2 separate regions of the Homo sapiens genome follow, and region 2 is linked to region 1. A link is an interaction called in ENCODE POLR2A ChIA-PET data of the cell type or tissue named here. Cell type or tissue: endothelial cell of umbilical vein. All regions are shown on one strand. Links, peaks and the distances in the headings refer to the core of each region. The heading gives the core; the rest is flanking DNA.

Evidence for each region. Peaks named below come from ENCODE experiments on the same cell type or tissue, not always from the same donor. Only the 100,000 strongest peaks of a DNase experiment are listed, where the experiment ranks them.
Region 2: POLR2A ChIA-PET joins it to region 1 with 9 read pairs; 2 of 35 experiments call an interaction of 5 or more read pairs at or near these places.

Annotation. Positions count from the first base shown.
Region 1 is chr5:61,175,390-61,191,941 of GRCh38, forward strand. It overlaps SMIM15-AS1 (SMIM15 antisense RNA 1), which reads left to right. Exons shown (of 4, transcript NR_109908.1): 2 at 4,315-4,438; 3 at 4,963-5,049. Among named protein-coding and RNA genes, the nearest start is that of SMIM15, 21 kb to the left of the region's middle. RefSeq lists an enhancer at 12,311-12,826. In endothelial cell of umbilical vein, for the core only: no CTCF peak of the experiment used is centred there; a DNase peak (open chromatin) is centred at 7,242.
Region 2 is chr5:61,061,774-61,078,325 of GRCh38, forward strand. It overlaps NDUFAF2 (NADH:ubiquinone oxidoreductase complex assembly factor 2), which reads left to right. Exons shown (of 4, transcript NM_174889.5): 2 at 11,352-11,441. Among named protein-coding and RNA genes, the nearest start is that of SMIM15-AS1, 92 kb to the right of the region's middle. In endothelial cell of umbilical vein, for the core only: no CTCF peak of the experiment used is centred there; no DNase peak of the experiment used is centred there.

The DNA of each region.
Region 1 (16,552 bases), core at 3,335-11,334:
CACATCACTGAGAATTGCCACCTCAGCTGAAGGAAAGGGCAGATTTCCCACAACGGTGCTGTTTAATCTTTTTAAAAGCAAACTACAACAGATTGTTCATAAGTAATTTCTGTGCATGCAAAAAGTACTTAAAGCACAATTCTCAGTTACATCTAATAAGTGTGCAATATGATCATATCCTTTTTAAAATCCCATCAGGTTTTACAAGCTACAGATATTTTTGAACAAATATTTAGAAAATGATTCAAGGAAAAAGGTGCTATCAAAGGCAGTACTTTGAATCTGGAAGGCCAGTGCTTTCTCTCTGCACCAAAACCAAATTGATTTTAGGAGATGGCATTTTTTAGTTGGAATATAAATTCAGTTTAGGATTTTGTGTAAATGTCCTGTCAACATCAGGTTTCAAGAGTGCAAGTCATTTGTGCCTTCATAAGGGTTTCTTTTCACTTTTAGTAGTTTGTGTCATTTTGCTAGATGTTGTTAAGCACTTTTAACTTGCATTCTTAGCATTAAATGGTAAGCACTCCACAGATGAATGAATCCTTTAGTATTGACAGGACCTTTGAGGAAGGCTTATAGTTACTAATATCAGTATTCAGTGTTGTTCGGTACATTAGCTTGTCCCTCTAAAATGAGCAGTAAACTTAAAATTTATTACTGTCATCAGCTTAATATCAGTACATCAACTTGCCTATTTTGCTTGATAGTTTACCTTTACATTTACTGTATCTGCTCTTTACTAAAACCAAATTTTGTGTTGAGTCCTTAAAGTGTCTGGCCTATTTTCTATGAACTTGTATAACTAGGAAAATGTTAGGGAAAAGAAGAAGGAGCACTTTCAGTCTTTGGAAAGCACATTGACCTAATTCATAAGGCGATGTAAAGGCTGGAATTATGCAAGCTGGCCTGCCTTGATATTATCTTGTCTAAATGACCTTAAATTAATGCAGCTATAGTTGATTAAACAAAAATATAAATTTATTATTAGAAAGTACACCTGTCAGTTTACTTTTATTTCATCTCTACCAAAGCGTATGACATTTGTTCTTCAAGGAAACCATTGATGTGCATGCTCCTAATTTTAAGACAGTCCAGTTGGGATTCCTTTAAGGTAGATTAGTTTTTAGGTAGAGTATCATCATTAAATGTCTGTGGTAGGCAGTGTCTAAGATGACTCCCAAAGATACTGTCTTCCTTGTATTTGTGCCCTTGTATTATCCCCTCCTGTAGAGTTTGGGTTGGAGTTTTTGATAAACAGAATCTGGCAAAAAGCAATGGATGTCATTTCCAGGTTATAGATAAACTCTGGCTTCCACCTTGCTCACCCCCTTGTTCTCTCACATGCTTACTTTAACGGAAGCCAGTTACCAGACTATGAGCTGCCCTGAAAGGCAGGAGAGCCAAAGAAAGCTTCTGGCCAACAGCCGGTGAGGAGCCCTGTCCTGCCAATAGCCACTCGAGTGAGCTCACATGCAAGCTCTCCTCCTCCCCACACCCAGCCTGGACTGACACCCCATGAATGCAGTCTTCAAGAAACCCTGAGCCAGAGGACCCACTAAGCTGTGCCCAGATTCCTGACCAAGAGACACTCTGAGAGAAGGGCTGGCTGTTTGAAGCTGCTAAATTTTGGGATAATTTGTTACCCAGCCATAGATAACTAACACAATGTCCTTTAAAAAACAAAAAACAAAAGCCCATCAAACTTCCTGTTTTCTTGATAGGGCTTCAACTCACATTTGAGATCAATAGTTTTGCACAGTGATTGTCAACCCCGGCTGTACATTAGAATCACCTGGGCAGTTTTTTAAAACTACAAGTACCTGGGCTTCACGCCAAGCAATTCCACTTGAATTGGTCTGCAGTGGAGTCTGGGCCTCAGTATTTTTTTGAAGTTCCCCAGGTAATTCCAGTAGGCAAATGAGGAATCACTGATTTAACACAAGTGGACTCAGCACTTTCCAAGTCCTGGGTGTATTGAGCAGGATATGGAGCTCCCTGTCGTAAGTAAGGCAAGAAGACTAACATGTAAGAAAGAAATTACAAGGTGATATAAGAAGCACAGAAGAGGAAACACCCAACTCAGCCTGATAAATCAGAAAAGGTTTGACAGAAAATATTAGGCCATTTCTTAAGCTTAAGTGTATCAAAAGCTAGTTAACAAGAACTTGGGAAAATAAACATTCCAGGCAGGGGAAAAGCAAGAGTACAGGCACACAGCTGTCAGAGAATAAGCAGGGAGATGGTATGCTCATGTTTGAGTAATAGGTCAGGAAAAAACTCCAGAGGGGTGAAAGATGAGGACACGACCTGTGGTGGTGGCGACCTGTGGTGGTGGCCAAAGGAATAGAGAGTAGGGGCGAATGAATTTGCTAGTCAGGATCTACGATGGCTAGGATGTGGAGCGAGGCACTGAAACACAGAGGAGCCCGGAATGACTCCCAGTTCTGGTTTGCTGATTGTGTAGGTGGAAGACTAACTTTGGCAGCAAGTACGGGGGAAGCAAAAGCAGAAGACAGAGGGAAATGAACCCTCCATCTGAAACTGAAACAGTTCAGTTTTGGACCTGTTAAGTTTGAAGCCTCAGAATAAACAACTGGTGGCAGTTGGCCCTTGAAATGAAAACCCAGTTGCCATGTCACTTGCCAGAAGAGCACGTTCTTGTGGATGATTTGGTGTATTTGGAAATAATCGACAACTACCTTCTATTTTGGTGCTTTGGTGATTTGCAGTCAGCTTTCAATGAGACTGGGAAGATCTTGAGAATTAGCTGTCTTGACATTTGGAACACATTCCATTGCATTAAACCAAAGAAGCCTTTAAAACTGAACCATGCATGCTGCTTTTCACTATTTTTGTTCACTGGCTACGGTTCATTCCCACCATACTCTTCTCTTAGGTACCATTGCCCCACGTAAGCAGGTAATGCCTTGGTTTGCCCAGCTCTTGGTAGAATTTTGAACTGACAGCGGATTACATTGTGTCATGAGGTGGGAAGGGCTGGGAAGGCAACATCCACATATCCCCATTATGATCTAGTCATTGTTTCCATTTCAAAGGAGCGATATATTCAGCTCAGCACTTCCGTCTATTTAAGATATGTTAGCTCCATGAATCAGAGTGAATCTACATATTCCCATTGTGAACCTGACATTGAAATATACGTTTTCCAGTTTCAATCTACTCACCTGTTATGAGTGAAGCTTACCTTTAAAAAAAAAAAAAAAGGAGCAGAGATATTTAATATTCCCAATATTTGCTTTTGATGAACTGATACTTTTGAACTTTTAAAACTATTTTATGTCTTCTGTACTCACAGCTCGTATACCCCCACAAGAGTGGAGAAGCCACAGGGAAATACAACTGGATCTTACTGTGAAAGGCAGGATTATGAGGTCTCGATATCAAGGCTGCCTAGAGGCTGGTATAAAAAAATGCTGATGTCCACATAACTTGTAACTCTTAAGTAAATCAAACCTGTAATTCAGCTTGGCTGCTTCTAAGTCATTTTGATTCCTGCCAACAGAACATTAATGAACTTAGCTTCTCCGCAAGTTTATTCATGTGTAATACCCAATTCCTTCTTCCTCGTTCCAGCAGTTGCCCCTGGTACATCTGATAAGGTGGAAAGCTAGACTAGGTCATACAAATCCAGGTCATTACTTAAACCCAGATTATTATAGACTGTTCTCTAATTTTTCTGTCTGGTTTTAGAGTGGCAAACAGAAGAAAGTTTCTAGGGCTTGGGTTTGGAAAAAAAATCCATACACTAATAATTCTTGTCTTGAAGAAACATTTTATAAAATTTAGCTTATTCTAATGCCTTTATATTTCCTACTTTTATTCTCCTTTTGACAATGATAAATAATTCAATTATATTGCAGTTTTGCTTTTGGATCTTGGTTTACCTCCATGGATTTACAGTGATGGGAATATTCTAGAACAAGTAGTCATCTAGATTTCCCCAAATGCCCTGAGACTGATATAAGAAGCATACTAAAATGGACATGAACCTAATTTTTCGAAGTATAAAATAATATAAACCAGTTGTGACCAAACTTGCCTACAAATTAGAATTGCCTGGAGATCTCTAAAATGCCAAAGCCCGGGACATATCCCAAACCAATTAAATCACTATTTCTCGAGGTGGGACACAGGCGTCAGGAGCGCTTTAACTCCCAGGATGATTCCTATTTGTAGACAAGCTTAGGAACCACTGACCTAGACAACTGTGTTACTTGAGGATTCTAAGTCGGCACAGCTGTGGCGTGTTCACTACCCAGCCCTGCCCTTGGCATGATGTTCTCTCCTATCCAGCTTCTCCATCATCTTCCTCCACCTGATTCGTAGAGACCTCTGGACATCTGAGCCTAAGCAGGGCCACTAAATGAGAGAGAATCCCATCACTGAAAAGCAACAATGAATATATTAAGGACCACAGGTGGGTGTAAAATAGATTTTTGCAAATTTTGTGAATTGTTATTTGTTATATTTTTCCTGATAACAAAAGTTTTATGTCAAAGATTTTTGTCTTCCAGTTTTAGTTTCTTATGCAGTAGTTTTAGGAAACTCTGGTGTGCCAAGATGATATTTTTTTTTCATGCTTGGGTGATTGTTTTAGAATTCCTTCTTTGAGTTCAAGAACATCTTTAAAATATCTAACTCAGGGGTATTATGTGTGTTGAGTGAGAATTGTCTATTTGCCTTCTTTAAAGAAACACAATTTGACACAAAGATAGGTATTAAAATTTTTATTTTCTGTGTATACACAGCACATTAGTTATTTATTTAAGCAACCACTGGCTGTCCAAAAACTGAGGGAGGCATGATATAACACCGATTGTTTACCATAGCCTTTATCACAACTCAGAGCTCTAGCATTGTACAAATAATCACATATTGTCTTAAAAAATTAAAAAACTAAAGTAATCCAATAAAATAATGATTTTGCTCTCTGTATCTTAGGAGAGATAGAAGAAATATTGCAACTGAAGCTGCTAGATGGTTATGATTATCTGAATAGGTGTGATCTTGACTTTAGCGAATTAACAGGTAAGCTTCTTACTATGAGGTTGGTGCAAAAGTAATTGTGGTTTTTGGTAATTGCACCAACCTAATATAAGTACTTCATTAATTGTAAACCATATTTGATTTAGAAACCATTTATACGTAATTTCTGGACTTGTATTCAATTAAAATAATCTATGCTAATATGTGCAAATTATAATCCCACTCTTGCTTTGATCATCTGTTTTCTGCCACTAACTGCCACTGAGGAGTGGAAAAAGAAGGCACATAGCTGTAATCTAATTTCAAATAATATTTGTCAGGGAAGATGTTTGGTTGGAAAATGCATGGCTTTTTTAACTCAGATTTTATTCTATAAGTGATTATTGGGGGCAGAGGGTAGAAAAAAAGTGAGAATACATGTCTGTCTCATGATAAACAAAAGCCTGAGATGTTACAGTTACTTACTAAAATCACTTTTATCATATGAAGATTTTGGATAAATCATTATTAAGGAAACTAAGGACAGCTGTGGCATGGAATCAGCGGGCTTTCAGTTTGAATCCCAGTTACTCACAAATGTAAAGTGGTATTTTCATTCCTCTTTTGTTAAAATGCTTTTTTTAAATGTAGGAAGTTTACATTTTGTCCTAGATCACATTGGCTTCTGTTCCCACAGGAAATGTTATATGCTATATGTCAGTTTTCATTTCATTAAAAGTGAAAGTAAACATGGTATGCATCAGCCAAACAGTAACTAATCCCGACATAATTTCAGTATTAAATGAGGCTTGGAATATGTATTTGAATGGGCATGATAGTTTGGGAAACTCTAATTCAGAGATGTCCCACTTATAACAGTGATGTTGGAGAATAGGGTTACCAGTTATGGCCTATATTTGCTCTGTCATATCACGTTCTTACAGTATGTAATTATATTTGGAGAAATATCCTTTGAGCCATAGTATTTTGGAGTCAAGTATTAGGCTATAATTTAGACATTGTTTTAGTAGAATAAAGTAACTTTATAAGATTGTTCCAGATCTTTGTTCTATATCTCTGTCTTTTATCCTTCCCCCTTGCAGAAGTCATTCCTATTTACCTTATTTAAAAAACGAGAGAAAGTATAACTCAGGCTGAAATAAAGCACCAGACTAAAAAGAGATGCCCATTTTCATTCAATATTTATATTTGCCAGAATAAAGGGAGACAAATAATTATTTTGCCTTTAAGGCCTTGATTCTGGATGATAGATTAAGTAGACAGACTGTTGACCACATGTGACTTAAGGAATATTGTTAATTATTTTACCAATCTTTGGATCAAGGTTTGCTTGAAGTAAGTAAGCTGTGCTGTGGATAAACCTTTGGATGATAAAGAGTGAGCTGTATTGCCTTCAATATTGTTTGCATCAGAACATTACTAAGTGGTATCGATTTTGAAAAATAAAATTCAACTTTCTGAGAACATAGACCAGATTCAAGTATTTTTATCTTTTTTTCCCCCCTTTTTTCAGAGAATGGAATCTCTCCACGTTGCCCAAGCAGGTCTCGAACTCCTGTACTTGAGCTATTCTCCCACCTCTGCCTCCCTAAGTGCTGGGATTACAAGCGTGAGCCACTGTTCATGGCCTTAGGGACTTTTAAATGTTAAATTGATTTTGACCTACCCAGGAGCTAGAGAATACCAATGATTACAGAGGGGAGAATAAAATTGCCGTATAGATTTTCTGTGCTCCTTTAGAAAATCCATTCTGGAGTAAAGAGATGGGCAATTGGTCAACTGAGTTTCTTTCTTGTATAATATGTCAGAGTTTGATATTGTCAGTCTGTTAACCAAGATTTTTATTGGGATATTTGCTGAAAGAGGCTCTAAGAATATCCCATCACCAGTAATTAGAATTTGTTACAGGTTTCAGTCAGGGTAGTTGAAAGGGAGCTAATTTGGTAACACAATAACCTAGTACCCAACTAATTCAGGAGCATGAAGAAAAATTGGTTGATTAAGGCTTAAGTCAGATAAATAATACTATAGGTTGACATGGCTGGGTTAGCTCAGGTTTGTATATTTGTTTTTTCAAAGAGGCAGACTTTTCCTAAGATTAGAATCCACAGTAATGATGGAAGCAGGAAACTTAGGGGCAGGCCATAGGTGTAAAATCAAAGTTGAGCTGCTTCTGTGTTACAGCTGTAAGCACAGGAAGTTGCCCATTTTTTTCAAGCACTATTTCTGCATAGTCATATATCAGCTAGTGTTGTCAACATAGACACAAGAGACAATAGGAATACGTACATGCAATTCCACCATCAGCTAAAAAACCCACATAAGTCTTTGAAGCTCTCAAATAACACGCATGACACTGAATGGTACATTTTGATGCACTTTGAAACTCTTATCTCTTTAGTTGGTAAGTACATTTGAACACTTAATATGTGCTCAGCAGAAGAGAAGGAGAACAAGGGAAGTCTAATATAAAATCAGGATTTTTTCTTTTCTCTTTGAAGCCAATTAGAATGTGTGTATGTGTGTGTGTGTGTGTGTGTGTGTGTGCGTGTGTGTGTGTGTGTGTGTGTATTATTTAGTGTAGTAATCCTTGGGTTTTTTTTAAAAAAACGTGTTTTACTATGAAGTGTAACATACAAGAAAGTGATAACATATGACATATACAGCTTACAAATGGTTGTAAGAATTAATACACTTTGTAAGTGCCACCCATGGTAAAAATAAGTAGGTGGAGAAGGAGGAGAAGAAAAGAAGAATTTAACTAGCATGTCAGAAGTCTCATGGATCTCTTTCCAGTCACAACCCTCTCACCAAGCTCGATTCCTATTCCCTGAGTAAGTTCTAATCTTACTTTTCTTTTTTTTTTTTTTTTTGAGAGAGAGTCTGACTCTGTCACCCAAGCTAGAGTGGTGCAATCTCGGTTCACTGCAATCTCTGCCTCCTGGGTTCAAGTGATTCTCCTGCCTCAGCCTCCCGAGTAGCTGGGATTACAGGCATGTGCCACCATGCTGTGCTAATTTTTGTATTTTTAGTAGAGATGGGTTTTCGCCATGTTGGCCAGGCTAGTCTTGAACTCCTGACCTTAGGTGATCCGCCCGCCACAGCCTCCCAAAGTGCTAGTATTACAGGCATCAGCCACCGTGCCCAGCCTAATCTTACTTTTAAAGTAATCATTTATTGCTTTTCTTTACAGTTTACCACTTGGATGTGCATCCATATGTACCATATACAACCATAGAGTTTAGTGTTGTGTGTCTGGAAACTTTACAGAATGAGGTCATACTTTATATATTCTTTTGTCTTGTTTCTTTCACTTGTTATCTATGATGTTGAATGTAGATGCAGTCTGTTCATTTTCATTGCTATGTAGTATTCCATTAAATAAACGACAACTTATTTATCCATTCTACTATGTTGGACATCTGGGTTGCTTACAGTTTGCATTACAGATAATGTTCCTGTGAATATAGTTATGCTATCCCTTGGTGCATATAGGCTTGCATTTCTGTTGGACATAGTCCTAGTCAGTAAAAAGGAATATGACAGAAGTCAATGAAACTGTCTTTTTCTGAATGAAAATTTAGTGAGCCAGTAATCTAATGAGGAAAACAGCTGTTCTTTTTGTTATTCTAATGGTAGGTGCTGTCTGGATATAAAGATGACCATTTCATTTGCTTAATATGAATGTCTACAAGTATGTTTCACCAAGAAAATAAAATACATTTTAGTTTTAAACCATATCTGGTATTATTTCTAGAATTCTAAAATTAACAGGATAAAAAGTCCTTAGAGGGCAAGGATTCTTTCATTTTTTAAATGTACTTCACAGTGACCATAGCAATGCTATTAAGATGCTGAATCCCAACCAAATATGCATTCTCTTGACAAATATACTTTGGAGTAAAATTATTTGTACAAATGCATATAACTTTTCAGATGTCCAGAACTTTAATTTTTCCTTTATTCTAAAAAGGGGGAAAAGATGGATTCCTTTAACTTAAAACTGTTTCTGTTTTGAAAGCCTCTATCCTGAAAGATAGAAAATAATAGTTTTGATGAATCCATGTAATATTCTGTGTTCTTCACAATTTTTCTTACAACATTATTCCTCTATACATGTTCTTAGTATAGATAATATTAATGTATTTCTGAGGCCATTAATAATTATAATTTGGGCCTTTTGTTTGCCTTTTGAACCTGGAAGACAAAATAGATAGTATATTAAGATGCAAATGTATATTTTCTAATGGACTTGTGCTTCAAAGCATATGTATTTTAGGGCTTGGCCTGATTTTGCCAGCTAAGGCCAGATCATTGTAAATTGATTTCAATATCTTTCTGCTTTTATAAGCTTTGTTCTAAAGCTTCACAGGAAGAATCAAAATAATGTTTGTCACACTGTTCTAGCTTAGCTGAAATCTTGTTCCTGTTTACACTAAATGACCATTGGCCTAATGCAGTTAACATGAGTACTTTACAACTCATCCAAGAACTATTTCAAGTGTTGAGGAAAAGGCACTTTAATTGAAAAATTACTTATGCAGGATCAGACTGAGCGAGAATGCTGTTTTTTGTACATTCAGCATATTACACATACCACGCTCCATTTTGCTCCTTTGTTATAACAAATGAATTCTTTTTTGCAATGAAAGGATTCTTATGGTTTATCTTCCTTGGGGATTGTAACTTTCAAAAGGTGCTCTTAAATATATTACTACTTTATTTAAACTATTCACTTCCCAGATGTGCAGTGCTTTGCACAAAGAATAATTCACTAATGCCTTGAGCACACAAAAGGAAAATGCTCTGCTGGGTTTCCCTTTTTATTTTACTTTCCAGTGGTAGGTTTATGACTTGATGCCCAGCTTCTTAATAAATTCACCTCTCACAGGACACAGTTCTCTTTAATATGTTTTCCATGCTTATAGAAAGAAACACTGTATTAGCAAACACCAGTAGAAATTTCATTTTCACCACGTTGCTTTCTCTGGGTATATATAGAGAAACCCCTTAAAGGGCTTCTCCAGGACAACTGAAAGTTATCTTTTTCATTGATCTCTTCTGTGGCTTTAAAATATTTTCTTGACAACATATTGTTTTTATTAATCTAAATTAAGCATTTTAGATTCTTTTATGAATTTAAAAGATATTAAAACCAAAGAATTGGAAAAATATCTAAGAAAAGTTACTAATTTCCATGGTGGGGTATAGAGTTGGTGTGTGTAGGAAGTTATACAGGCAGAGGAGCATTGGAAGAAAAGTGGTGTTTAAGGAAGATTACTGTAAACTGGCAGCAGGCAAGAGTCCAGGACGTTTACCCTTCCACCAAGTTTTCCCAGCCTGCTCTAGCCATGCTATTATTTTACAAGCTCCTATACATATTATATAATATATAAGCAAGAATGGATGGATGGGTCAAAATAAAATGCTTCTATCAGCAAGTTCCCTTGATAAGACAGCAATGGTCAAAATTCACATGAAATAAAAAGATCTTGGATATGGTTTCTTCCCGGGACTTAGAACTTTAATATGTTAATGTACGTCTTGAGGTTCCAAAAAGGGCCTTATATTTCAAGGAATGCTGGTGTTTCAAGCAACAGAGTTTGGGAAACAACAAGGTAAATGATAATCTAATGCATTTAGGTAAGAGGTAAGTGAAAGTTAGAATATATGCTTGAGCAACATGTAACCATAATGGCTGTGGAGTCCCAGCTTTGAATATCTTGGAAGAATAGACAATTATCAATGTTCCTCCCTCTCAAATGATCCTTCTCAACACAGGTTGTGCTTGATGAATCTTTAAGAACAGAATCTTAGCAGGATTTTGTCAAATGCCTTTTCTTCATCTGTTGAGATAATCATGTTTTTCTCTTTTAGTGTATTAGCATGATGAATTCCATTGATTGATTTTCTAATGTTAAACCAATCCTACATTTTTCAGATGAACCCCACTTGGTTATGACGTACTATCCTTTTATCCCTTTAATATATTGTATTTGATACTCTAAAATTTTGTTTAGAATTTTTACATCTATGTTCATAAGGGATACTGGTTTGTAGTTTCCTTTGCTGTAATATCTTTGTATTTTCTGCTCTATTTTTGGAAATGTTTGAGTAAAATTGTTATTTATTCATTAAATGTTTGGGAGAATTTACCCTGAAGCCATCTGTGCTTGGAGTTTTCTTTTTGGGAAGATTATAAACTGTGATGTCCATTTCTTTAACAGATACACAGTTCATACCAATACCCTCAATTCCAGTCCAACACCACAAAGTCTATTCTAGTTTTCATCCTTTCCATACCTGTAACTCCCTACCCTGACAATGAGAAACCCCTCTCCCATCATCTTTCACGTACTTCCTTATTTGGTTAATGTCTCTATATATAACCCATCTTCTTTTGCCGCTGCTGCCTCTCCAATACAAGTGCCCTCTTCACCTCCCTTGGGGTCTGAAACTCTGCCAAGGGCAGCAAGTGCTACTTCCCCTTCTACCCCTCAATGCATGCCCTCCTTACACTACCCAGGCTGATACCATATGCCAGACTGCCCCCATTGCATGGTGATATGGCTTGGCTCTGTGTCCCCACCAAAATATCATGTTGAATTGTAATTCCCAATGTTGGGGGAGAGAACTGGTTGGAGGGGATTGGATCATGGGGACAGATTTCCCCCTTTCTGTTCTCATGATAGTGAGTTCTCACAAGATCTAATGGTTTAAAAGTATGTGGCACTTCCCCCTTCATTCTATCTCTCTCCTGCCACCATGTGAAGATATGCTTGCTTTCCTTTCATCCTTCTGCCATGATTGGCAGGAGGACTTCCTGAGGCCTCCCTAGCCATGTCTCCTGTACAGACTGTGGAACTGTGAGTCAATGAAACCTCTTTTCTTTAGAAATTACCTATTCTCAGGTAGTTCTTTATAGCAGTGTGAGAATGGGCTAATGCAGAAAATTGTTACCAGGGAATTGGGGTCTTGCTATAAAGATACCTGAATATGTGGAAACAACTTTGGAACTGGAGAATGGGCAGAGGATAGAACAGTTTAGAGGGATCAGAAGAAGACAGGAAGATGAGGGAAAGTTTGGAATGTCCAGGAGAGTTGTTGAGTGATTGTAACTAAAATGCTGATAGTGTTATGGACAGTGAATTCCAGGCTGAGGTACTCTCAGACAGAGATGAGGAACTTATTGGGAACTGGAGTAAAGGTCACTCATGCTATGCTTTAGCAAAGAGACTAGTGGCATTGTGCCCCTGCTCTAGAGATCTGTGAAACTTTGAACTTGGAAAGATTATTTAGGGTATCTGGTAGAAGAAATTTCTAAGCAGCAAAGCATTCAAGATGTGGCCTGGCTACTTCTAAAAGCTTGTGCTCATTTGCATAAACAAACAAATGACCTGAAACTCAAACTTATATTAAAAGGGGAAGCAGAGCATAAAAGTTTGGAAAATTTGCAGCCTGACCATGAGGTAGAAAAGAAAAATCCATTTTCTGGGGAGGAATTCAAGGCTGCAGAAATTTGCATAAGTAAAGAAGAGCTGAATGTTAATAGCCAAGACAATGGGGAAAATGCTTCCAGGGCATTTCAGAGACCTTCACAGCAGCCCTTCCCATCACAGGCCTGGAGGCTTAGGATGGAAAAATAGTTTCATGGGCCAGGTTGAAGGTCCCGTGCAGCCTTAAGACATGGTGCCCTGCATCCCAGATGCTTCAGCTCTAGCTTTGGCTAAAAGAAGTCAAGGTACAGCTCGGGCCATTGCTTCAGAGGGTGCAAGCCCAAGCCTTGGTGACTTCATGAGCCTGGGCCTGTGGGTGTGCAGAAGACAAGAGTTGAGGTTTGGGAGCCTCTGCCTAGATTTCAAGGGATGTATGGAAATGCCTGGATGCCCAGGCAGAAGTCTTGATATGGTTTGGCTCTGTGTCCCCACAAATCTCATCTCAAATTGTAATCCCCACGTGTTGAGGGAGGGAGGTGATTGCATTATGGAGGCAGTTTCCCTCATGCTATTCTCATGATAGTGAGGGATTCTCATGAGATCTGATGGTTTAAAAAGTGTGGCACGTCCTCACTTGGCACTTCTCTCTCCTGCTGCCATGTGAAGAAGGTCCTTGCTTCTCCACCTTCTATCATGATTGTAAGTTTCCTGAGCCCTCCCAGCCATATGGAACTGTGAGTCAATTCAACCTCTTTCCCTTATAAATTACCCAGTCTTGGATATTTCTTTATAGCAGTGTGAAAAATTGACTAATACAAGCCTGCTGGTATTACTCAATACAAGCAGCAGGGGTGGAGCCTTCATGGAGACCCTCTACTAGGGCAGTGCAGAGGGGTAAATGTGGCATTGGAGCCCTCACATAGAGTCCCCACTGGGACACTGCTTAGTGGAGCTGTGAGAAGGGGCCACCATCCTCCAGACCCCAGAATCAGATCCATCAACAACTTGCACCATGCACCTGGAAAAGCCACAGGCATTCAATGCTGGTCAGTGAAAGCAGCCACAGGGACTGTACCCTGCAGATCCACAGGGGCAGAGCTACTCAACGCCTTGGGAGCCCACCCCTTGCATCAATGTAGCCTGGATGTGAGACATGGAGTCAAAGGAAATCATTTTGGAGCTTTAAGATTTAGTGACTGCCCTGCTGGATTTCAGACTTGCATGGGGCCTGTAGCCCCTTTGTTTTGGCCAATTTCTCCCTTTTGGAATGGGAGCATTTACCCAATGCTTGTCTCCCCAGGAATTAACTAACTTGCTTTTGATTTTATAGGCCGATAGGCAGAAGGAAGTTTCCTTCTCTCAGATGAAACTTTGGACTTGGACTTTTGAGTTAATGCTGGAATGAATTAAAACTTTGAGGGACTATTGGGTAGCCATGATTGTGTTTGGAAATGTGAGAAGGACATGAGATTTGGGAGAGGCCAGGGCAGAATGATATAGTTTGTCTCTGTGTCCCTACCCAAATCTCATGTTGAATTGTAATTCCCAGTGTTGGGGGAGGGATCTGGTGGGAGAGGATTGGATCATGGGGGCAGATTTCCCCCTTGCTGTTCTTATGATAGTGAATTCTCACAATATCTGATGGTTTAAAAGTGAGTGGCACTTCCCCCTTTGCTCTCTCTCTCCTGCTGCCATGTGAAAATGTGCTTGCTTTCTTTTTACCCTTCCACCATGATTGTAAGTTTCCTGAGGAAACTTGTACAGCCTGTGGAACTGAGTCAATGAAACCTCTTTTCTTTATAAATTACCCAGTCTCAGGTAGTCCTTTATAGCAGTGTGAGAATAGACTAATACACATGGACACCCTCCTCACTTTCTCCTCTCTTCCTGCCAACTGAGTCTGTGTTGTTCAATTTAAACTGTTTTATTCAATGTATCTGTACATAACTGGCAAATAATAAATATGTAATCAATGACTTAAAAACTACATTTTTAATGGACATGTTCTATATTGGACTTTGAAGAAGATATTATTGAACTACCTGAGTGTATACTCGAGCTCTGCTGTTGCCTAACTGTGCAGCCATGGAGAAATTAAATCAACTTTTTAATATTTCTGTGTCCTCATCTGTTAAGTGGGATGATAATATAAATAATTATAAGATAATATTAATGAAGATAGATTACACGTGATGCCTACTATGCACCAGGTGCCATACTAAGGACTTGACATATATTAGGTCATATAATCTCCAAAATGGTTTTTTGGAGGACATGCTATTATATTCATATTACAGAAGAGACAGTTGTCGTTTGATGTAGTGCCAGTATCTCATTTTTCAGATGAGGAAACAAAGCACAAAGAAATAATTTATTCAAGATCACATAACTAATAACTGGCATGGCTGTAATCCAGACACTATGCCTCCAGAAAACAATTCTGACACATATGAAAATTCCTAGTACAGTGCTTGCTACACAGTGGGTGCTAGTAAGTAATAATTATGTTAATGGATAAAGTGATTAATTATAATATGTCTGAATCACTATTATCAGGTCTATGACACAGGAAGAATCATGGCACTGTCCAATTGGAGTGGGGAGGATGATCCATTTTTAGCCTGAACACAATTGGCAATAATTTTATTAACTCGTTGGAGGTTAAAGTTCTCTCTATTTATTGCAGGTTGGTAAAGGAGGCATTATTACATAGAAAGAAGACACAGACTCAGAAATAGGTTATGTACTTCAATCTAAAAGGAAAAGATGGGAAAAAATTCTAGTTGATAGAAGATAAGAAAAAGAACTAATGGCACCCTAGAGATATTATAATAAACGAAAGACATCAAAGCTGGACGAAGTAGCCCAGTGGCTTCAAGGAGAACAATAGAAGCTTGAAAAACATCTATCAATCCAGATCAGCATTTAATAAGAGCCAAAAGCCCACAGATCCATTAATTTAATGAACCTGTGAACCTGGAACATTATAGGTGCTCAATATATGTTTGTTGAATTGATCTGACAATCCTTTAAAAAGCTTAAGTCAAATTTCTAGTTAAAGGCACACGTATAATAAAAGGGAGAACAGGAAAGAAGAAAACAGCCTCAAAATTTTGGACTTAGTGTACTGGAGAAAGCAGATTTTTAAACTGTTAGTGAGGAAAGCGGAGCAGAAACTCAATTTACATTATAAAATCCCCCAAGACCCAGGTATTTCTGGAAAGTGAGGGTGAAGATGAGGTTAAGGCTTCAATGACAGTGTGTTAATGAAGCAATTATTCTTTTATCCTTTTCCCACTTTGTACAGCAACTGCCCCTGACCCTCTCAGCTCCTAGACAGCTGGCTGTCAAACCAAAATGCTGCTGGCAGAAAAATAGAAATCTTATTGCAGGGACAGAAAAGAACTCAGACCCTGACATCAGGAACTCCTCAAGGAATAACATGTTGACCTTGGGCATCCCCCAAGGGATGGGCCCAGCTAAATTGCCCTACAGTGAAGACTATAGCCAACAAGCTATATGCACATGCACAGAGTTTCTAATCAGCTTTCTGGTGGACAACTTTTGGTTTCAGCAAAACAGCCAGAGAATACCAGAAGGGCAAGGAAAGCCTCTTGATATGACTGACACCAAACATACTTGGAAGAAATGGAGGCACATCCGGGAGATGTGCACCATCAAGTTCAGAAACATAAGAGAAGTTGTTACCTTCATTAAAAAAGATCAGAGTGCTATGTTTAAAAAAAAAAAAAATCACAGAACCAAAAAAAAAAAAAAAAAAAAGCTTTTGGAAGTTAAAATTGCAGTAGCAAATATAAAGGGAGTTTAGATAAAATAGGAGATACATATTGAAGGCAGAATTTAGTAAATATTGCAGAAGGTAAAATTATAAAAACACAAATATATGGAAAGTAGGAGAGAAAAAATAAGAAAATGGGAAGACCAATCCAGAAGATTTGATACCTAAATAATAGGAGCTCTAGAAAGAGGAAACAGAGAAAATAAAGGCAAGGAAAGTATACAGAGTAATTTAAGAGGATTCCTCAGAGCTGAAAGCCATGTTTACCCAGCACAATGGTCTAAAATAGATCCACATCATTTCATATCAT
Region 2 (16,552 bases), core at 3,188-11,187, 110 kb before region 1:
AGCCATGTCAGATCTGACACTGAGAGAGATCCCCTAAGCTAAGACTCACCACTGTGAGGATAACAAGAATGAGAGGATTCCTAAAGCCTGTGCCCTAATAACCTACACTGCTGCAGTCAGTACCACAAACTCCTGAAGCCTAGACCAGGGAGGCACCTGAAGTTATTTCCAACATTGGTCACTGCTGAAGATGCTGCATGGAATCACATTACTGTGGTGACATAGAACCAGAGCCACCACATTCTGCTTATCTGGTGGCATCCTTGGTACCATCTACATGTGAAAGTCTTCACCTATAAAAACCACTCTGTAAAGTTTGGAAGAGGTGACTGTACCAGCAGATGTGCAGATATATCAACACAGATACACAAGAAACATGGAAAAGCAAGGAAATATGACACCACTACAAAACAAAATAATTCTTCAGTAGCTGACCAAAGAAATGGAAGTTTACTAATTGTCTAAAAGAAATTCAAAATAATGAACCTGAGGAAACTCATTAAGAAAGAAGACGGTGCAAATAGGCAATTCAGTGAAGACAGAAAAGAGTTTATGATCTGAATGAGAAATTCAATATAGATAGATATCATAAAAATGAACAAAACAGAAATCTTGGAGCTGAAGAATTCAATCAATGAAATTAAAGATACAATTGTCGGCTTCAACAGCAGGCTAGATCAATCAAGCAGGAGAAAAATATCTGTGAATCTGAAGATAGGTCTGTTGGAATGACTCAGAGGAAAAAAGAATGAAAAAGAGTGAAGACTGCCTATAAGACTTATGAGACACCATTAAGAAAATAAATGTACTATGGGAGAAATGCACTTAGAGGAGAAGAGACAGAGAAGGGGACAAAAAGCTTATTTAATGAAGTAATTGCTGAAAATTTGTCAAGTCTTGGGAGAGATATGGATATCCAGATCCATGAAGCTCAGAGCTCCCCAAATAGATTGAACCCAAAGAGCTCCTGTTTGAAGCACATTATAATCAAACTATCAAAAGTCAAAACCAGAATTGTAAAAGAAGCAAGAAAAAAGCATCAAGTCACATATTAAGAAATCTCCATTAGACTGTCAGCAGATTTCTCAGCAGAAACCTTGCAGGCCAAGAGAGACTGAGAAGATATATTCAAAGATGTATCCAAAGAAATAAACTGACAGTTAAGAATACTATACCCAACAAAGCTGTTCTTCAGAAATGAAGGAGAAACAGTCTTTCACAGAGAAGCAAAAGCCAAGGGAATTCATTACTGCTAGTCCTTCCATACAAGACATACTTAAGGGAATTCTTCAGGCAGAAACAAAAGGATGACAATTACTATCATGAAAACATGTGAAAGTATAAAAACCACTGGTAGAAGCAAATATCCAGAATACTTTAGTATTGTAAAGGTAGTGTGGAAATCATACTAATCTCTAGTATAAAGGCTAAAAGTCAAAACCAGGTTGGGCATGGTGGCTCATGCCTGTAATCTCAGTAGTTTGGGAGGCTAAATGGGAGGATTGCTTGAGTCCAGGAGTTTGGGATCAGCCTGGATAATATGGCAAGATCTTGTATCTTCAAAAAAGTTAAAAAAAAAAAAAAGTTAGCTGGGTGTTGTGGCACACACAAGCTACTCTGGAGGCTGAGGCAGGAGGATCATTTGAGACTCAGGTTGAGTCTGCAGTTAGCCATGTTCATGCCACTGCACTCCAGCCAGGAGTTTGGGTGATAGAGCAAGACCCTGTCTCAAAACAAACAAACAAGTCAAAACCATCAGAAATAATTAAAACTACAATAAGTTGTTAAGGAATACAAAAAGATGTAGACTGTGGTATCAAAAATGTAAATTGGTGGGGAGGGTAGAAGTCCAGAGTTTTTGTATGCATCAATGTTGAGTAATTATCAGCTTAAAATAGTAGATTATAACCATAAAATATGTTATTTAAGCTTCATTCTGACCACAAAACAAAAAACTACAGCAGATAGATGAATGATAAAGAGAAATGAATCAAAGCTCAGCTACAGAAAATTGTGAAATCATAAAGATAGGCAAAAAGAGGAAGAAAAGAACAAAGGAACTACAAAACAACCAGAAAACAAATAGCAAAATGACAGTAGTAAGAACTTATTTATCAGTAATAAACTTGAATGTAAATGGATTAAATTTTCCAATCAAAAGTGATAGAATGGTTAGATGGAGTTAAAAAGAAAAACAAGATCCAACTATATGTTGCCTACAGGAGACCTACAACAGCTTTAAGGACACACATAAGCTGAAAGTAAAAGAATGGAAGAAGATATTCCATTTAATGGTAATCAAAAGAAAGCAAGCGTGGCTGTACTTACATATGATAAAATAGACTTCAAGTGAAAAACTATTGCAAGAAACAAAGAAGGTCATTAGTTAATGATAAAAGGGTCAATTAATGAAGAGGACATAACCATTGTAAATCTATATGTACCCAACATTGGAGCACCTAAATACATTAAGCAAATATTAATGGACATGAAGGGAGAAATAGATAGCAATACTATAAGAGTAGGAGACTTTAGTACCCCCACATTCAAAAATGGGCAGATTAATCAGACAGAGAATTAATAAGGAAATACTGGACTTGAATTGCACTTTTGACCACTTGGAACTAACAGACATCTTCAGAACTTTGCATCCAACAACAACAGAATACACATTTTGCTCTAGCACACATGCATAGAACATTCTTCAGGATAGACCTTGTGTTAGGCCACAAAAGAAGATTGACCATATATCTAGTATTGTTTCAAACTACAGTGATATGAAACTATAAATCAGTAGCAGGAGGAACCTTGGAAAATTAACAAATATGTGGAAATTTAAAAACATGCTCCTGAATGACCAGTGGGTCAAAGAATAAATCAAAAGAGAAATTTCTAAAATGTCTTGAGACAAATGACAGTGGAAGCACAGCATACCAAAACATGGGATGCAGCAAACGCATTTCTAAGAGGGACATTATAGCAATTAATGCCTATGTTAAAAAGAAGAAAGATTTCAAATAAATTGTCTAACATTACACCTCAAGGAACCAGAAAAAGAACAAACTAAACCCCAAAAAAGCAGAAGGAAGGAAATAATAAGATTCAGAACAGAAATAAATCAAATAAGGAACAAAAAAAACATAGAGTCAATAAAACAAAGAGTTGGTTTTTTGAAAAACAAAATTTACAAACCCTTAACCAGTCTAAGAAAAAAAAATTCAAACAAAATAAAAAATGAAAGTGATGAAATTATAGCAGATGCCTCAGAAATAAAAAGGTCATACAGTACTATTATGTACAAGTATATGCCAACAAATTGGATAACCTAGAGGAAATGGATGAATTCCTAGAAAAATACAACCTACCAAGATTTAGTCAGGAAGAAATAGAAAGCATGAATAGACCAATATTAATAAAGACATTAAAGAAGTAATAGAAAACCCCCCAACAAAGAAAAGCCAAACACCAGATGGCTTTGTAGCTGAATTCTACCACACAGTCAAAGAAGAATTAATGCCAATACTTCTTAAACTCTTCTGAAAAATAGAGCTTCAGAGAATACTTCTAAGCATATTTTATGAGGTCAGCATTACCTTGATACCTAAGCCAGACAAAGACATCAAAAGAACTACAGGCCAATTTTTCTGATGAACATTGGTGTAAAAATCTTCAGTAAAATATTAGCAAACCAAATCCAACAACACATCAAAAGGTGTATACACCAGGACCAAGCAGGGAGATTTATTGCTGGCATGCAAGACTGGTTTAACATACACAAATCAATGTGACACTTCACATCAACAGAATGAAAGATAAAAACTACATGATCATCTGAATTAGTGCAGGAAAAGCTTTCGACAAAGTGTGATATTCTTTCTTGTTAAAAATTCTCAACAGTTTAGTTATAGAAGGGAAGTTTCTCAGTGTAATAAAGGCCATTTATTAAAAACGCACAGTTAACATTATAATCCATGGGGAAAAACTGAAAACGTTTCCACTGAGATCTGGTGCAAGGCAAGGACATGCACTCCTGCCACTTCTGTTCAGCGTAGTACTAGAAGTACTAGCAAGATCAATCAGATAAGAAACAGAAATAAAAGGCATCCAAATCAGAAAAGAAGTAGAATTATCTCTATCTGTAGAAAACATGATCCTATATATAAAAAAAATTTTAAGATTTTAGCAAAAATAAAAAACCCGTTAGAACTAATAAATGAATTCAGTAAAGTTACAGGATACAAAAATTAGCATACAAAAAAAATCAAGATACAAAAATTAGCATTTTAATACACAACCTAACTGAAAAAGACGTAAAGAAACCATCCCATTTATGACAGCATTAAATAACATAAGATACTAAGGAATAAATTTAAGCAAGGAGATGAAAAATCTGTACACCAAAAACTATAAAACATTGATGAGAGAAATTAAAGAACACACAGATAAATGCAAGGATATCCCATGCTCATGGATCAGAAGAATTACTATTGTTAGAATGTTCATAGTACCCAAACCAGTGTACATATGTAACACAATCTCTATCAAAATTCCCATAGCATTCTATACAGATATAGGAAAACAATCCTAAAATTTGTATAGAACCATAAAAGGCCTCAAAGAGCCCAAACAATTCTGAGAAAGGAAAACAAATTTGGAAGCAACTTTGATTTAAAATTAATAAACACTTACTTTCTGATTTAAAATTTTATTACAGAGCTATAGTAATCAAAACAGTACGGTACTGGCATAATAATAGGCACATAGATCAGTGGAACAGAATAGAGAGCCTAGAAATCAATCTATACATATATGGTCAACTAATTTTTGATCAAAAAAAATTTGATGAAAAATCTGCGGATGATCAATTCACTTATATAACATGGCATAATATTTGTATATAACCTATCCACATACTTCTGTATACTTTAAATTATCTCTAAATTACTTATAATACCAAATATAGTCTAAATGGTATGTAAATAGTTGTTATACTGTATTTTTTAAATTTGTATTTTATTGTTGTGTTGTTGTTTCATCATTTTTTTCCCCAAGTATTTTCAGTGGTGGTTGACTGAATCTGCAGATGCAGAACCCATGGATACAGAGGACTGATTGTATACAGAGACCAGGAACAAAACAGTGGTTACCTGGGACAGGAAGGGGTGGTTGGGAGAAGTAGGGAGATGTATGTCAAAGGATACAAAGTAGCAGATATGTAAGGTGAACAAATCTAGAGATCTAATGTTCATGAGGACTGTTGGTAATAAAATTGTACTGTGTGTGGGATTCATGCTAAATGAGTAGATTTTAGTTGCTCTTGCGACACACAAAAAGGGATAACTGTGAGATGATGTATATTTTAATTTTTTTTATGACTAGATGTTTCTTTTTTTTAATTATTATGCTTTAAGTTTTAGGGTACATGTGCACAACGTGCAGGTTTGTTACATATGTATACATGTGCCATGATGGTGTGCTGCACCCATTAACTCGTCATTTAGCATTAGGTATATCTCCTAATGCTATCCCTCCCCCCTCCCCCTACCCCACAACAGTCCCCAGTGTGTGGTGTTCCCCTTCCTGTGTCCATATGTTTTCATTGTTCAATTCCCACCTATGAGTGAGAACATGTGGTGTTTGGTTTTTTGTCCTTGCGATAGTTTGCTGAGAATGATGGTTTCCAGCTTCATCCATGTCCCTACAAAGGACATGAACTCATCATTTTTTATGGCTGCATAGTATTCCGTGGTGTATATGTGCCACATTTTCTTAATCCAGTCTATCATTGATGGATATTTGGGTTGGTTCCAAGTCTTTGCTATTGTGAGTAGTGCCACAATAAACATACGTGTGCATGTGTCTTTATAGCAGCATTATTTGTAGTCCTTTGGGTATATACCCAGTAATGGGATGGCTGGGTCAAATGGTATTTCTAGTTCTAGATCCCTGAGGAATTGCCACACTGACTTCCACAGTGGTTGAACTAGTTTACAGTCCCACCAACAGTGTAAAAGTGTTCCTATTTCTCCACATCCTCTCCAGCACCTGTTGTTTCCTGACTTTTTAATGATTGCCATTCTAACTGGTGTGAGATGGTATCTCACTGTGGTTTTGATTTGCATTTCTCTGATGGCCAGTGATGATAAGCATGTTTTCATATTTTAATTTGCTTCACTCTAGTAACCTTTTTACTGTCTATTCATATCCCACAACATCATGTTATATCCCTTAAATATATACAATGAAATTTATTTTAAATACATAAAAGTGAGATTTTTAAGTGTTTATTAATTCATTTTAAAATATCACTAATAAATCCATTACATGTTAACATAAAGAATGTATGGATCACTATACTTTACCTCTTTCTTCCTCCCGGATCTTGAAGTTCTGCCTTAATTTGTAAAACTTCCTTTGTATAGCATATCTGATACATATCTTTAATTGGCATACATTTTCATTTTTAGTATTTTTTAACTTGCTTTACTGCCTATGCTTAACAAGGCAATCTTTTTTACTTTTATCTTCACATTTTAAACACAATTGAACAAAAGAAATGTTATTAACACACTTTTACAAGAAATTTCTTTTTCCTCAGAATGTCAGAGTAAGTTCAGAAACTGAATATTGATTTTCCTTTTTAAGTTATGCAACAATGACATGAAAACCTTTATATTTTCCATGTGGTAGGAAAAAGGATATAGGTACAATTTTAATCTCATAAATACATGCGCACATGTATATGTGTTTGTGTATTTATAATCTATTAGTTACAATAGTCTGAAAGGGAACAATAACATGTTAATATGATATTTTGAGTCACGCGCTTACAGGTCATTTTTATTTTTTTCTACTTTTTGGTATTTTCCAGATTTTCTTCAGTGAAGTTTTAATGAATCTATTATTAGGATTAAGTTAATTGATTTAAGATGTGTCTTCCACATTCTGAAACACCTTAATGAAAGGCAGTGGTTTTTCTTTTTTGGAAAGAAATAGTGATTTTTACTCTTTTACTTTTAGCTTAGCCCTTGTATTTTACCAACCGAAATGTCAGTTTGTAGATGTAACATTTGTAGTCATCTGAAAGTCTGGCAACATATCTTAGTGGTTAAGTGTCTAGGATCTGGAGTCAAAAGACCCATGTTCAAATCCTGATATCTGTTTGCTAGCAAGTAAATGTCTTAAGTTCTCTTAAGCCTCAATCTCTTTATAAATGAAATGTACAAATTGTTTATTTAAATGAAGTAATAATAGTACCTCATAGCATTGTATAGCTTAAATGAAATTACTCATGCAGAGCTAAAACTTAGTTCAATATCTGGCACATGGTAAACATGCCATAAATGTTAGTGCTTTTTTTTTTTTTTTTTCCTGACTCTGGAAATCTAGGACCTCTCCCTTCTTCCTTCAAACCTAACAAAACATTGTTGTGAACTACAGGATTTTTTGAAATCAAGGGTAAATGTAATCCAAGCAAGACTTTGATATTCAACACCCATTACCTGTCCATAGGAGTTTCCTGCTGGTTGTATTGGTTTCTATGCCCTGTAACACCATATGTGTGGCTGGGCCTGTCTCTACAACCCAGTGTGGTCTGCAGTGTGGTTTCCCAACTGTGGTCTATAAGATGACTTTAGATGACACAAAGACAACCCTTTAAATTTTTTAAATCTATTTTTATGGGTGAGCAAAAAACACAACTAGCACATTAAGTCAGTGATTACATGAATATTTTTTAGAGTAAGGTAAAAATGAGTATTGAGGAAAAATGCAAATCACTGTAAAGAAAAATATTAGGTTATAGTACTCTAAAGTATGGCAAAAATTGCAAAGATGGTACTTGAATGGCTGAAGTTTAGGTTTCTGCTCTAGAGGCTCCTTCCCATATCTGTGTCCAGGGTGCTCATACACTGTCCCAGAAGCTCAGTAGTACATGTGAAACCTGTCTTTTACCTAAACCCTTGTCATCTACGATATGCCTTGGGATCTCACCTTTTATTATGTTTTCTTCCTTCCTTTCTTTCTTTTTTTAAAATTAAATGGGCTCCATATATTTCTAAACAAAGAAATAGGAAATCTACCATCCTCCTAAGGCAATTAGCTCAACAGCAGCTAGCTTTTTCTTTTTTTAAAGTTTGGAAAAATATACTGTTATATCTACAGTCTTTAAATACATAGATTATTGACCATTACTACCTTCCTGAATTCAAACCCTGTGTTTCAATTAAATATAATATTGTTTAGTATTAAATAAAACAACTGTGTACTGTTTTATTTAATAATACTCATTGAGTCCACCAATGTCAATTATTTTTGTTGTATTAGGACTTATTGAACCTACACATATATTGGATTAAATGTTTTTGTCACCAAGTTAATTTTTAAATGTAAATTAGAACCTAAAATTTTGATGCTTGAGCAGGTACTTAAATTTGCTGTATTCACTACGATGGAAATTTTTTTGCTGTGATAAATAGAGTTGTCTTTACAAATATTGCATGAAAGCATATTAGTATAAGTAAGTGTACAGTTTGTGCATAATTCCTTACTCAGTGGGAGGCATAAATTCCATTCCCAATTCATAAAAATTGAACAAGTAGTATTTATTCCAAAAAAAGGGAGTAGTTTTACAGTGATTTATTGAGGAGATAAACATATCTGATTACAAAGAATTTATTTAATAAGCTAATAGCTTTATTTTATATTACTAAAGATGTATACTTTTTTAAAAAATCTTTATTTCAACTATTTCTAAATAAAGGTTTATTCAGTGATTGTCCTGAAATTAAACTAGCTCATTAATTACTCTTCCTGTCTTTGCATACACACACACACACACACACACACACACACACGCACTCACATACACACAAATAGGCATAACTTTTGATTTTTTAAATCCTTGGGAGACCTTACATGAAGTTGATCGACCTAAGAGTAGGAATAGAAAGTTATTTTTTTTGTTGCAGATATGCCTGTAGTATATATGCATTTAGTAGTGCTACTGAGAACGATAGACCTGTCTATCCTCTCCCCATGTGCTAAACTTTATGGATGTACATTTAAAAACTTATAGACCATACATGTACTTTGAGGATCCCATGTATTTGCATTTTTATTTTAGACAATAGTTTTCCTTTCTATAACTATTACTCCAAAAAACATTCTTACATTTTGGTAATTAGATAAGGACTACATGAAGACATCGGTATTTGACTAACACATTTTGAAAATTGTCACATAAGCTTACTTTAATATATGCTAAATTATAAATACTAAATTTATAGTAACTTGTTATGATGTATTTATATATGTGAATGTAAATAGCATTTTAGTAAACATACATGTACATATATTGAACCTCTACTGTGAGAGAAATGCAGTTGTCATTGTTATATGCTCCTTGTACCCTAATCCTTGTTCCTACCACTTTTAGTATCAGTCCCTTGTCCTACTGTAAATTTATTGGGTAAGATAAGCAAAAGGTAACTCCTCTTTGTAGAACTTGGGGAACCTCTGCGTTAGGATTAAATCAGCCTGATTAAATGACTTCATAATGAAATGCAGAACTTCCTGACCACATACTTAAGATTTATTAGCCATTAATGGGTTGTCTATGAACTCCCAGCCTTTCACTTAATATTACTAAGATGGAAGAAATAAAACCAGCCATTCAGCTTTCTTAGGCTTTCCTTTTATGTCGTCCTTTCTCCTGCACAGTCACTCCCAGGAGTTTCCTGTCCACACTTAAATGAATTTACAGCTAATAGAATATCAGGTAGTGTAGGAGAGAGATTTGCAGGCATCAAGGTTAATTTCTTTAATTATGTAAGTCAGTATATTTAGCATAGTGTAAGATTGGCTTAGGAGTGGTAAGAGAAAGGAGTATTTTGTAAGGTCCAAATTTCTCTCCCTGACTGGTCTGATCACTGTTAAGCCATGCTGCTCCCTTTATCATTCCTCACTAATGACTTCTCTGTCTCAGCTCACATTCCCTGGAGTAGGCAGGCACACTTGTTAAATAGTAGGAAGTAGAAAGCCTACCTGGTTTCCCCAGGCTCAAAGGTTCAGTGAGAAAGAAACATGTTTTGAAGCAACCATTTTGATAAAGCTGCTTTGAAAGATATAATGAAGACTTTCTGAAAACAGAAGAAAATAACAATTAGTTTTATGCCTTCTGTATAAACTTAAAATATGCACTAATCAACTTTTATTGAGAAATATAAGCATTAGGCATTCTCATTCCATTCTTGACTTCTCACCAACTTTTACTTTACTGTTCTCTCTGTTTCATGTTTCTGCATTGCTACTATTCCACTCCAGATATTAATCTCTCATCTGAAGAACCATAGACTTTGAAATTATGATAAAAGATCAAAGGGAGACAAAACAGCAGCAGCTGGTCTCTCAATGTGGCTCTAACAGTAACATACGAACTTAGTAGCTTGTAAGTGGTCACCATCAGTCTACCATAGCCATAACCAAACCAATGACCAGTTTTGTTAAATTCTCTTAAGAGGAAGTGATTCAGATGGGCCACAGAATTCAACCCATGGCTTGGCTCCCTTGGGTTTGCCAGTGTATTAGGGAGAGGGTGGCTGCAGGGTCTTGTGGTCCATTACATACTTAGTAACAGCAATGAATATCGATTTTCTTGGGTGATTGCAGCAGCCATTGCTTCCTCTAAGATATATACATGTAAGTCAGAAGAAGTTGAACTTGCTGTTGATTATTAAAATATTTTTTATTGGCCATTAGTGCTCTATAGGATTAATTGGTTGCTCTTTTTCTGTACATTAAATCTAGATTTATTTATTTATCTATTTATTTATTTATTTTTTGAGATGGAGTCTCACTCTGTAGCCCAAGCTGGAGTGCAGTGGCTCGATCTCGGTTCACTGCAGCCTCTGCCTCCCGGGCTCAAGTGATTCTCGTGCTTTAGCCTCCTGAGTAGAGTAGCTGGGACTACAGGTGTGTGCCACCATGCCTGGCTAATTTTTTGTATTTTAGTAGAGATGGGGTTTCACCATGTTGCCCAGGTTGATCTTGAACTCCTGAGCTCAGGCGATCCACCCACCTCGGCCTCCCAAAGTGCTGGGATTACAGGCGTGAGCCACTGCGGCTGGCCTACCTTTAATTTTTGTAGGCTGTGGTAAATAATTATAAATTTTTACAGTAGTTTAGAATTTGCCTTTTGTAATATACCTAATTCAAAATGGAAATCTATTCTCGTTTTCCTGTTAATTTAATTCTTTTACTATATAAGGGGTTATGCAATATTCAAAGATTAATTGTAGAACTACTGTATCATAGGTTCATTTAAAAATGTATTAATGACTTTTGTCTTATAGGACAAACTATTCGAGAGAAAAGAATTGTAGAAGCAGCAAATAAAAAAGAAGTAGACTATGAAGCAGGGGATATTCCAACAGAATGGGAAGGTAAGTTTCTGCTTTTAGTAGAATCTCATGGGAGGTAAGTTATATAACAGTATACAAATTCAATAAGAGCATATATAGTTATATACTGTTTCTCTTTGCAAAAAAGTTTTAGTGTCTGAATGTTTGAAACTTTGTTTTTTTAACATTGCATTTCTTTGAAAGTTGTGAAGGTGCTGAATTTTAGTAAGCAGATGCATGTATAGCAAAAAGAACTATTAAGCATTATCAGAGCTGAGACTAAGGTGAGGCAAGCCAAAATCCTAAGATGCAAAATTTAAGCAGGCACTCACTTTCATGTAGTGACCCAGCACTTGCACAATCCTAGGATTTGAATCCTGTTTCTGGCACTCATTACACACATGAACTTGCAAAGTAACTTAAACTTTTAGTTTTTTCTTTTATAAATTATGCATAATACTTGCTGTAGATACCATTTGGAGTATTTTTTCAACTCACAATAACTCTATGATAACTGACTGCCTGTTAAGACAAGGATGGATGCTCGATCCCTTTCCTAAGACTTTGAAGTTAAAATAAAAGATCAAAGGGAGACAAACAGCAGCAGTTGGTCTCTCAGTGTGGCTCTAACAGTAACATATGAACTTAGTAGCTTGTAAGTGGTCACCTTCAGTCTACCATCAAAGTTTTATTGCATAAAAAGCTAATTGATTTTAGAAAAGCTAATATTGCAGAAAAAGCTGATTTACTGAGAAGAAAACGGAAACTAGTTCACAATGAGAAGTACATAGAGAGAATATTTCCTAGTTTTCCAACAGCTTTCTGGTTCCCAGTTCAGTTTCTCTCTGAATGAAGTTCATCTGCAAGACTGAGTTCAAAATGGCACCTCATAACCATGTTATGTATTTCTGTTTTTTGCTTACCAGTTCCTAGCATAGTGCCTGGCACATTGTAAGGCACCTAGTAGGTAGTTAATCAATATGTATTGAATACCTGAGGCCGGGAGTGGTGACTCACGCCTGTAATCCCAGCACTTCGGGAGGTCGAAGTGGGCGGATCATCTGAGGCCAGGAGTTCAAGACCAGCCTGGCTAACATGGTGAAACCCCGTTTCTACTGAAAATATAAAAAATTAGGCCAGGTGTGGTGGCTCATGCCTGTAATCCCAGCACTTTGGGAGGCCAAGGCGGGTGGATCATGAGGTCAAGAGATTAAGATCATCCTGGCCAACATGGTGAAACCCCGTCTCTACTAAAAATACAAAAATTAGCTGGGCATGGTGGCACGTGCCTGTAGTCCCAGCTACTCGGGAGGCTGAGGCAGGAGAATCACTTGAACCCGGGGGGCAGAGGTTGCAGTGAGCCAAGATCACGCCACTGCACTCCAGCCTGGTGACAGAGTGAGACTCCATCTCAGAAAATAACAAAAAATTCAAAAAATTAGCCAGTCGTGGTGGCACAGGCCTGTAATCCCAGCTACTCGGGAGGCTGAGGCAGGAGAATCGCTTGAACCCGGGAGGCAGAGGTTGCAGTGAGCTGAGATTGCGCCATTGCACTCTGGCTTGGGCAACAAGAGCGAAACTCCGTCTCAAAAAAGAAAAGAAAAGAAAAGAAATACCTGAAACTGGGTAATTTATAAAGGAAAAAGGTTTAATTGACTCACAGCTCCGCATAGCTGGGGAGGCCTCAGGAAATTTACAATCATGGCAGAAGGCGAAGGGGAGGCAAGCACCTTCTTTGCGTGGCAGCGGGAGAGAGAATAATGAAGGAGGAACTTCCAAATACTTATAAAGCCATCAGATCTCATGAGAACTCACTCACTTCACAAGAACAGCATGGGGAAACCGCCCCCATGATCTAGTCACCTCCCTCCTTCGACACAAGGGGATTACAATTAGAAATGAGATTTGAGTAGGGACACAGAACCAAACCATATCACCCATTTAATAGATGGAGCACCTAAGGCCTAAAAAGGTTAGTTAATTTACCTGGGTTATATAGCTTCATACGTGGGTAAACAGTAGACTCATTGCTTCTTGGTTGGCATAGCATGATACCTTACATGTGGTAGCTATAGGCATTATGTTACTTTTATGCCAGCATGTGAATGTAAACATCATTTCAGTAAAAATATTTTTCCATTTCTGCTTACTACTAGAACTATGAGGAAAAAAAAAACCATAAAAATAAGTAGATACCAAAGGTTTTTTGAAGAAATACAGAATATAAATTGGCAACTTCTAGGAGGGGTAATTGAGCTTTCTTATTTTAGCAGACTCTCCAGTGTTATAAACTACATTTACAATTCTTGGATAATGCGTGCACCTTCTTAGAATGAGTTTGTTTTTATCATTTTTTCCAATAATAGTATAGAATTAAGATGTTTATAGAAATGTTATAAATAAATGAGTACGTAATGACTCATTTTTCAGCCTTTGAGACTTTCAGAGAGTTTGAATGAAGTTCTAATCTTTTTATGGCTGTCCTGATCTAGTAATTTGGCATAACTCTCCCATGGGACATATGTTTAAAACAAATGTATCAATCAAACACTAAACAAAAATTATTTTTATGGTGGTACACATCAATTAAATGTGAAAAATAACTCAGCACCATGAAAAAGTAAATTAAGTATTTTCAGGTTCAGATGAATATTGTATTTGTCAATTTTACTGGGACCTGCAAGTTGCATATTCTCCCACAATGTAGATTAAACAATGTGCCCTTTTTCTTCGTTTATTTAGTAGGTATCTATTAAGGACCTCTACATTCATAGAGCTTATTTTCTAGGGTGGGAGAAAGACAATACACCAGATAAATAACTAGACTATATTGTATGTTAATGGCCACAGAAAATAAAGCAGGGAAAGGGCATAGGGAGTGTTGGGGAAGGTTTTGCAGTTTTTTTGTTTGTTTTTTAAGATGGAGTCTCGCTCTTTGCCCAGGCTGGAGTGCAGTGGCGCGATCTTGGCTCACTGCAGGCTCCACCTCCCAAGTTCACGCCATTCTCCCGCCTCAGCCTCCTGAGTAGCTGGGACTACAGGTGCCCGCCACCACGCCCGGCTAATTTTGTTTTTGTATTTTTAGTAGAGAGAGGGTTTCACCATGTTAGCTAGGATGGTCGCCATCTCCTGACCTCGTGATCTGCCCGCCTCTGCCTCCCAAAGTGCTGGGATTACAGGCGTGAGCCACCGCGCCCGGCCGTTTTGCAGTTTTAAATAGTGTTCAGAAAAGGCTTTACTGAAATGACTTCTGAATAAAAACAGAAGGAGCTAGTCATGCAGCTAACCAGCTGAAGAGCATTACTGGAGAGCAAGTACAAAAGCCCTGAGGCAGGAACATGCTCAGATGTTTGAAAAACAGCAAGGAAGTCAGTGTGATTGGGATAGAATGAGAGAGAAATTAATAGATAAGGTTAGAGAGTTAATAGGATTGTGAATCTGGGGGGCCTTGTAGGCCATTTTAAAGACTCTGGCTTTTACTGTGAGACTGGAAGCCATTGTAGGGTTTTGAAAAGAGTAGTCATATGTTCTGAGGTATATTTAACAGGATCACTATGGCTGCTGCATTGCAAATAGACTTAGGGGAACATAGGCAAAATATGGAGACAGGAAGCTCTTGTAATAATTTAGGCAAGAGATTAATTGTGACTTGGGCCAGAGTAACAGTGGGAGTGGAAAGAAGAAGTTGCATTCCGGATCTGTGGTAAAAGTAGGACCAACAGGATTTGATGACATATTGGATGTGGAGCATGAGAGGAAAGCAGACAGTAATTACTCTTAAGCTGTTTTGGCCTCACCTGGAAAAAGGAGTTGCTGTTAACTGACATGTGCAGTTAAAGGAGTGCAGTGAAAGGAGCAAGTTAGGGGTGGAAAAATGAAATCAATTTTGGACATGCTAAGTTTGAGATGCCTATTAGACATCCAAGTAGAGATGTTAAATTGTGTATGAGCCAAGAACTTAGTGGACATATCTGTACTGGAGATAAAATTTGGGAGTTGTCAGCAAATAAATGGTGTATAAAGCAATGAGACTGAAGAGATCACACACAGAATGAGTGTAAATACAAAATGAGAAATTCAAACACTGACCCTTAGGCTGCTCCAAAGTTTAGTTAGAGACAATGGAGACCAAAAAGGAGCTGCCAGAAACATAGGAGAAAAAAAAAGTGTCATGTACTAGAAGCCAAATATCAAGGAGGAAGAAGTAATCAAAATGTCAAATGAGGTCTGAAAATTAACTCTGCTTTAAATACAGGAACTATTTTGTCTGACAAAAATAGTTCTGTAGAGTGGTAGGAGCAAATGCATGATAGAAAAAGAAGTATAGCAAGAGAGAATTTGGAGAGTCTGAGAATAGACAGTGTTTATGAGGAGTTTATCTGTAAAGAAAAGGAGAATGATGAAGCAGTACTTGGAGAGGAAAATGGAGTCAAGAAATATTTTCTTTTGTTTTAAAGACAGAAGAGAATTTTGTAATAGTGATGGGAAAGATCCAGTCAGAAAGAAGAATTGCAGGAAAGAGGAAGTCCTTGAGAAGACAAGATGAGGCAGGACCTAGTAAACAGGGGGAAGAGTTGACCTTTGAACAAAAGCTTGGAAAATTCATCAATAGTGATAGCAGAAAAAGAGTCTGTGGGCATATATGCAGGTAGATGGGTAGATGTGGTAATGAGAAATTGTGTAAATTCTCTTCTAATTCTTACTAATGAAGAAGAGTGATTTAAGTAAGTTCCTAAGTATCAATAGCAACTAGAACCCAGATTTGAACCCAAATTATCTGCTTCCAATTTTTTACTCAATATTATACTGCCTACATCATTTATAACTTGGCTAACTCCTATTTATTACTCAAGTTTTGGAGTAGACATTACTTCCCTTTGTAAGCTTTTTCTGACCTGGCCCGTCACCCCCAGTGATAGGTGAGATGTTCCTTTTTTTTGTTTTTATCTCACTTTGGACCTCCTCCAATCATGACATTTAACACACTATAGGGGGTTCCTTGTTTACTTATCTGCATCCTCCGCCCTAAACTGGAAGATTTTTTAGAATAGGATCCTTACCTTATTCATTTTTGTATTCTCAGGGCCTAGCTCAATAGTTAAGTAAATATAAGCTCAGTCAACATTTGTTGAATGAATGCATTTCAAACTGAA